Regions from separate parts of the Homo sapiens genome. Here region 1 is linked to region 2. Evidence: chromatin loops called from intact Hi-C (ENCODE). Cell type or tissue: dorsolateral prefrontal cortex. All regions are shown on one strand. Links, peaks and the distances in the headings refer to the core of each region. The heading gives the core; the rest is flanking DNA.

What was found. Peaks named below come from ENCODE experiments on the same cell type or tissue, not always from the same donor. Only the 100,000 strongest peaks of a DNase experiment are listed, where the experiment ranks them.
Region 1: a loop joins it to region 2, with 6 times the contacts of the local background. A loop is called at or near these places in 1 of 110 quality-filtered maps.

What each region holds. Positions count from the first base shown.
Region 1 is chr4:151,862,219-151,867,940 of GRCh38, forward strand. All of the region lies in intron 2 of LOC127898557 (a long non-coding RNA gene), which reads left to right. Among named protein-coding and RNA genes, the nearest start is that of LINC03074, 91 kb to the right of the region's middle. In dorsolateral prefrontal cortex, for the core only: no CTCF peak of the experiment used is centred there; DNase peaks (open chromatin) are centred at 3,243 and 3,693; H3K27ac peaks cover 2,500 bases.
Region 2 is chr4:151,621,272-151,623,771 of GRCh38, forward strand. All of the region lies in intron 7 of FHIP1A (FHF complex subunit HOOK interacting protein 1A), which reads left to right. Among named protein-coding and RNA genes, the nearest start is that of GATB, 140 kb to the right of the region's middle. In dorsolateral prefrontal cortex, for the core only: no CTCF peak of the experiment used is centred there; no DNase peak of the experiment used is centred there; H3K27ac peaks cover 2,235 bases.

The DNA.
Region 1 (5,722 bases), core at 1,772-4,271, 240 kb after region 2:
TTCTCATTGTGAATTGAGGCCAATCCCTTCCAGGTCCCTCGGCTTCCTAGGAGATTGAGGTCTGCCCCTGGCCTATGTTCCCAGGGTGCCCTGGCAGCTCTCCAGTTATTTGTTGGGGAGGACCATCTTGGGTTCATAGCCAGCTAAGAATAAAGAAGTTAGACTGGGAAAAATGATATTTAGGAAGAGTTTTAAAACTTATTCACTCTACCATTCTTCTAAGTATTCTGAACCTTCTTCTGGGTACAACCAGGTTGGTAGGGAGCTGATTACTTGGGTGTCATAGTAGCCTCCAATCCATTGCTGGAGTTGAGTGCTAATGCCCCGTATTATTATTATTCAGAGACAGAGGCTTGCTCTGTCACCCAGGCTGGAGTGCAGTGGCTTGATCATAGGTCACTGCAGCCTTGAAATCCTGGGCTCAATTGATCCTCTCATCTCAGCCTCCCAAGTATCTAGGACTACAGGCAGGCACCACCACGCCCAGCTAATTTTTATTTTTATTTTGTGGAGATGGAGTCTCAATATGTTGTCCAGGCTGGTCTCGAACTTCTGGCCTCAAGCAATCCTCCTGACTCAGCCTCTGAAAGTGCTGGCATTATAGGTGTGAGCTACCTTGGCCAGCCTGCCCAGTATAATTACACCACTGACCAGTACTAAGAGTTTGTATAAGACAGCCTAGCGAAATATCACTTGGTCTAGAGCCTTGCTACTCAAGTGTGTCTCACAACCAGTAGCATCGCAGCATCACCAACACCGAGGAGCTTGTGAAACATGCAAAATCGCTGAGCACAGTGGCTCATCCCTGTAATCCCAGCACTTTGGGAGGCCAAGGCAATGAATCACCTGAGGTCAGGAGTTTGAGATTAGCCTGGCCAACATGATGAAACCTCGTCTCTAATAAAAATACAAAAAAATTAGCTGGGCATGGTGGCGGGCGCCTGTAGTTCCAGCTATGTTGGAAGCTGAGGCAGGAGAATCACCTGAACCCGGGAGGTGGAGGTTGCAGTGAGCCGAGACTGTACCACTGCACTGCAGTCTCAGCAACAAGAGCGAAACTCAGTCTCAAAAAAAAAAAAAAAAAAAAAAAAAAAAGAAACATGCAAAATCTCAAGCCCTATTTCAGAACTTTAGAAGCAGATTCTCCAGTGATCACAGCAAAATATGAGAACTGATCAATTCCTCATTTATGACATTGCTTGGTGTCCTCTTTATTAGAACTTCACAGGTAAATTTTTGTTTTGTTAGTCCCAAGACAAATTGCTCTTCAGAGCATTTTATTTGCTTTGTTGCTCTTACGGACATTGCAAATTGTGTACAGTTTCTCTTTTCCAGTTGGCTGCTAAATCTATACTGTCTTCTACACTTAGTGTAGTGTTTTGTATGGAGCAGAAGAAAAATATTTGATGCATAAACAAAATGAATCCATTCCCTATATTATTAAAAATAAAAGACTCCTAAAGTCCTCAAATGGGGTGGTATGCTTGTTTCAGTGGCATCATGGTACCAGAGAAATTGAGGAGGCTTTTGCTTACCAGCAGGCCTGAGGATATAGCCCCCAGGAAGCACTGGTGCTGACTGAGGAAGAGGAGCAATGGCTTCAGTTCTTGGGGACCGAGGAAGAAGCCCAAAGCTCTCAGTGACTGGCTCTCACACACCTGGAAGCTCTGCACATTATACATTGACCCTGTGAACTGCTCCCACGTGCCAGGTGGGACTTTTGTATGATCAGCTGGATAATGATGACATAGAGCCATGTGCAATGGGTGGGCCAAATGGACCTGCCCAGTTCCTGGTGCTGGGGCTGTGGCCATGTCTCCCTTTCTCCTCTATGCCACGAGGGGCCTTTGGACTGCCAGGCACTGGAACTCTTTTGCTACTTTCTAGAAGGGAGAATATTCCAGACCCCACCTCTCCTCCCAATCCACAGCCTCCCTCAGTGCTATCGCACCTTTTCTGTGCATGGTTACTGTGGGAGAAGGGAGGTAAGCCAAGCTGACTTGAGACTATTCAGCTCCTGGTGCTGCAGCAAGAGGGAAGTGATAGGCCATTGCTCCCCCTCCTGTTTGCAGGTATCAGCACCTTTCTGAGGAGGCTGAAGATATGGGGCTGGTGGTCATCTGCCCCTATCTCTCAGAGGTTTGGAGGAGAGAGGTTTGGCTGAACAAGGCATGATTGGCAGGCCTGTGCCGACCTCCTCCGGCCCTGCAAACAGCGGTACTTCTCAAGTGCCGGTAAAGTCACTTACCTGTCTACTGGGTTTCTTGGACCACGCAGGGTCATACCCATAGAAATCACAATTAGCAGATGTATGTGTGTGTTTGTGTGCAGGCACACATATATGTATATATTTATTACATGTGTTTATATGTATGTGTGTGTATATTCCCCCAGTCCAAGAACTAAACTCCCTTTATGGCACACCAAAACACGGCTTTTCAGTAATTTTTATGTAGCAAATTAGAGAGTTGTCTGAAGTCAGGGGGTACTGTAATTTGGAAGCTGGTCCTTCATCTAAACACGGCCCTGGGGGTTAATCAGCAGGTGCAGATAACTCGGCACCTTCCAGGATTTGGCGATCAATGGTAAAAATGGACAAACACAGACATGTACTTCAACTTACCCCACCAGGAACACCGCATAGCCTCCTGGCCTCAGAGGCTAGCACCTGGAAACCACTTCTTGTTGTCTTCCCACAACTGAAAGTAAGAGTGACACTATGGAATCTGTAGCAGAACCAAGCAACACAGTCCAGTTTGGACCACTGATGGGGTCTGTACAAAATGAGATCCGATTTTCCTTGTCAAGGAGTAGTTACTCTGGGACAGCCTTGGCTGTTCTGCCCACTTCATCCATTGTGAGCTATTCCCAGATTTCCTTCCTCAGAGGCGGCTGCAAATTTGGAGTGCACAGATATACACTCACATCTTAGATTACTTTTGCCAATGCACATTACCTTATGTTTATTTGAGTTAAGTTTCATCTGCCTTCAGGCTGCTCAATCCCCCCAAGTGTTTGAATGCATCTGGAGTTTCCTGCAAATCTCCTTAGTTTTTATTAGCCAAAACAATTTGGAGCTAGTTGAAATCTCTGGGAAGACATTACAGGACGATTATGTGACAATTGCTCGTGTAATCTGTGACCAGGTAGCCCAGGGAGGGACTGTGGGTTGTAAGCAGGATAGCACTTCTTTCAGCGTGTGCCTGATCTCACAGCCCTGGAGAGGTGCCAGGGAGCCCCACATGGTGTTTGTTTCTGCAAGTGGAAATGCAGATGTCTCTGCCTCAACCAGGGCTTGGAAGCCACCTTTTGGGGAAGTGACAGGGAGGCGTGTTACATAAGATCCATTCTGTCTGAGTGAATTGGTTATGGGAGAGAGAAGAGGAAGCAGAACAAGAGCTGGTGGGAAGCAAGTGAGTGAGAAGGAAGCTTGTGCAGCAGCCTGTTCAGATGTGTGGAAATACAAGTTTAATCAAGGGGAGGAGAGAGAATAGGAGTGTGGCACTATGGACTAGCCTAGGGAGGTAGAGTGGTCAATTTTGGCATATCCTGGAAGCTGGAAGTGAGGGGCTTGGACAGGGATGGAAAGAGCTGCCCTCAAGACCCAGAAAAAGACAGCAAGGAGCAGCCCAATCTGACAGAAGGAGAGAAAGCAAAAGGAGCTGTTTGCAAGAACCAGATCTCTTGGAGCCTGGCTAGTGCCAAGCTCTTGTGTGTGGGCAGAGTCTGAGCGGATCCGAGTGTTTCAATGAGCTAAACTAGTCAGCTTCAAGCTGTTCCATAGACAGTAGGTGTGAATCCAAAATCATTTCAGACATTCAGCTTTATAATGTTTCTTTTAAGAAAAAAAAAAAAAAACATGGAAGAAGCACCAGACCCAAATGATCACTTTTTCTCTTGGCCAGTTACCTGTACAAGTATCAGGCCAGTTGTAAAACACAAGTCTGGGTAGGTTAGAAAGGCAAGTTGCAGATGCCTCTTCCCTTACAGCAGCATTCATGGGAGAGCTTCTTTCTTTCTCTCTGCCTCAAGGATACTCACCATTCTTCTATTCCATTTTTAGAAACAGGCTGGCAACACACATTCTCCAGTCTCCACACAACTCTCCTCTCCTCGCTGGTCCGTTTGTCTCTAAGGCTGGTTGGTTGTTTGCATCTGCCTGAGTAGTTCGTTCATGGGAGTCAGACTCGGATGAAGGTTTAACAGTCATTGAAGGATCGTGACCACTTCCACTGCCTTGCTAACAAACCACGACCCCACTCTCCAATCTGCTGCACTTCGGTCTTGCTTCAAATTCCTGTGGCTGCAAGGAAGACCTATTGTTAAAAATGAGGAGCTAAGACTATGAGTGTTTGGGGGAATCAAATGCAGAGCTGCAGCCTGGGGTAACCTTGGCGAGCACTGTGGCCACCCAGATGGGGAAGCAGTGGACCAGAAGAGGGCCTCAGGCCCCAAGCTTGCCTGATTCATGGAGTTCTTCTTTCTCCCCCACTAAGTGGTTGCGTTAGTTTGATAAGGCTGTTGTAACAAAATACCACAGATTGGGTGGTTTAAATAACAGGAATTTCTTTTCTCACAGTTCTGAAGACTAGAGCCTGAGATCAAAGCGTTGGCAGGGTTGGTTTCTTCTGGGGGCTGTGAGGGAAACATCTGTTCCAGGGCTCTCTCCTTGGCTTCTGGGTGACCGTCTTCTCTCTGCCTCTTCTCATGGTCACTCCTCTGTACCTGTCTATGTCCAAACTCCCTCTTCTTAAAGGAACACCAGATGTATTGGATGACGGCCCAGCCCAATGAACTCATTTAATATTAATTACCTCTTTAAAGACCCTATCTCCAAATACAGTCACTTTCAGGTGTACGGAGGGTTGAGACTTCACATATGAATTTTGGGAGTGGACACAATTCAGCCTCTAACAGTGGTCAAGGAAGGTTTTCTTTCTTAAGTCTAGCTATAAAGAATACCCATTTGGAGAAACAAAACAGCCTAAGATAGTTCAAAAGGACACGATCTGACTCCTCATCCTCTCATAGTTCATTGTTGGCTGAGCCAGAGTCCAATTTCCTTTGCTTCAGTGAGTGGCTGCACAGTGTGAGGAGAAGTAGGGGCCTGCTAATGCCCTAAGGCTTTGCCAGATTCCTGATCAAGCCACCAGGGATGTCCCAGGAGTGTTGGCAATGGAACTGCCCAGGGGCTTGGCATTGTGGGCATCAACCTGATTAAACCTGGCCTAAGTGCTGCACCCAAATCATGTCAGAGGTGGATCAGGTTTTTATTCATTCAGGTAAAATAACAGGCAGTGTGCAATAGGGGATTATTTCAGGGAATGGGGTCACTTTCAAATGTTGCACAGATGGAGCTGGGTAGTGCATTCCACATAAGGGAGGGGATGTGGATGAATAACCTGGACTCAGCCACTTGGCCTAGATTGGGGAAGGAAATGATGCTTGAGCCCCTCTGGCTTAGTCACCTGGTACCATGAGGTAGCCTCGGGGAATGATAGTGAATGTCACCTAGAAGAGGGAATGCTCAGAACTGTGCCCCTGGAGCCCAGGCCATTTTGCTGGCTCTTGCTCAGGCAGGTTGCTCATGCTCATTCAGGTTGAAGGAAGCAGCATCTGTGTGGATCACCTGTGCTCCAACAAGGCCCTCAGCAGCACTTCACTTGGCCACAGGGCCCGGAGGCTGACCATAACCTATGGTGGCAGAGTCTAGCCTGGAGGG
Region 2 (2,500 bases), core at 1-2,500:
AGATGATGTGCAGGTCTGGGACAACAGAGAGAAACGAACAGAATAACTGCAATTATTGAATTTGTTTGGGCAGATATGTGTGTGTTTTCTGCCTTCCCATTGTATTGAGGTCTTTCCGGTGCTCATGGAAAATAAGCTAGGAGTGAAATCTGTCTTTTATCATCAGAGCTTGCTTTGTTACTTTGTTACAGTTTGAGTGTCTAGGAAAATTGGTCTAAACTTAAATTCCACTGCCGAATGATACATTTAACCCATCAGGGAGATTGTGTGTGTGTGGCAGGGGGTGGTGGGGGGTGCGTGGGGGAGGAGTTGGGGGGGTTGCGTGGAATGGAATGGCAGGCATTAGATGCTGCGTTTTTGCAGTGGTTCTCAGATACTTCATTCTAGAGAAGCTGCTGGTTGGGGTTCTGGCCCATGGACCATTTCCCCTCTACTGTGGGTTTTAAAGTCAGTCTCATCAGCATTCAGTAGTATTGTCTTATTAATCAGGAAGATAAATAGGGAGAAGCCTGAGGAAGCATTTCTTTTTTTTTTTTTCCAGTGGATCACTTTTCGAGGTTGCCATAATTGAAGAGCATGGAATGAGTTACGCTCTGCATTTTCAATGAAATGTTATTCACTATAAATGGAAAATTTCCCCTGCTGTTCAGGCATTGTAAAATTAATATAACTACCCTGCTAAGGAAGGCATCCCCAACATGGGCTGTTGGAAATCCAGTGTTTTTATTAGTAACAGGGCTGCTGATTTCCATCTTGACACATTTATTGATTACTCTGAGTACCTGGTGGTGCATCAGGTCCTTTGAGAATTCATGTTGCAGGTCAGTTGTAGTCATTTCTGCAGTAAGTTTGCAATCTTAAAGGATGAATATGTGTATTATGAAAACTGAGAAGGGGAACTGACAGCCTAGAAAAGGGGAGTCTGAGAGGTTTAATAAGAATTCTGGAATAGGAAAGTTGAGTTTTGGGGGGACAGCATTTCTCCATCACCACTTATTAAGATGAGGGCAGGGTAAGGTACAATTTAAATTACAGCAGGTGGAATCTCCCTTTATAATGAGGAGTACTTTCTTCTGATGCAAAAGATTATGAGCCTCGACTAAGCTGTGTTGCTGAAAGAAGCCGTGTAATCTCTGTTTGAATTTGAAAGAAGGGTGTCGTGGGTGTCTGTGTTTTGGCAGCCCAGCACCAGACCTCTTTTTCTTTCTAAGCCTGTCTCTCCAGCCTTCTGGTGATTCTGTGAGACACCCCTTCAGTAAGTATCTTTTCTGCTTGGACCATCTGGAGTTAGTTCTCATAAGATTGTTGGGACTCAAATAACTGAAACAATATGCTTCGAATAGTCCTTAGTTGCATACTCGGTGCTCAGTAACTGGTCAGTGATGTTGTTTTTATTGTTTCTTAAATTGTAACCAAGAAGTTTGAATCAAAAAAGGACTCTGTGGAACAATTAGTAAACAAGAAAGAGAAGAACCAAGTGATCTTTGGAATACCCCTCAGATCTTTGTTTCTGAGCCAAAATGCCCCCATATTTCCTTGTTAATTATTACCTCAGGACCATGCTATGAATTACCTTTCTTATGGGTTATTTGGGTATTCAATAGTTAAACTTTATTAGATGAGGTTCAAGTATAATGGATCATATACTGCATTATACTCTAATAAATTATATCATAATGAAGCTGTAGGGTACAAGTTATGCACACATAGTATAGGAAAGGAGGCTATAGACGTAGCCATTTGCTGAATCCTCCAAGGAGAGAGGTTTATGATAAGCAAGCAAAAATAACTTTGGATGTGATGAAAGCAGTAACCCTTCAACTTGGCCAACGCTAGTTGCAGCATCGGCCCATTGGACATAGGACCATTTTTATTGGCAATGACAGCTTTATTCTTGTTCTGTCAGTATTGGTCAGCTTGTCCTGTGGGATTAGAATCAGGTTTAGATTGGCTAACATTGGCAAATACAGATGAAAATATGTTTTAGGGAGTTTCTGTGTCCCCTCTTAACCACAGCCTGTTCTAGGACACACTGAATCTTTGGGGCTGAGGTAGCCTATCCCTTGTGACCACCTCAAAATCTTCTGATTCTATAAAATGCCTGGGAGGGAATGGGGAGGGAGTGGAAATGGATGAGGTGTTCATTTTCTATAAGGGAGGTTGTACTTTTCCCCCTCCACCCCCGAAAATATGTACAGACAGGCAAATTTTGTTCTTTTGCCACCAACACTCCCGCTGACTTCCTGGTCCTTTTTTTTTTTTTTTTTTTTTCGCCTCAATTTGGCTTATTTTAAACTGATGACCCAAGTCAGGAAATAATAGCCATCCTTTACTGAGTCCTTTCTATGTGTTGAGATTTATGCACATTCTCTTTAATCCTCTTAATACTTTCAAAGATATTGATTATCCCCATTTTGCAGAGGAGGAAACAGGCTTAGATTAAATAACACAATAAAGGTTATAAAGGTAATAAATGTTAGGATTTGAACTCTAGTTTGTG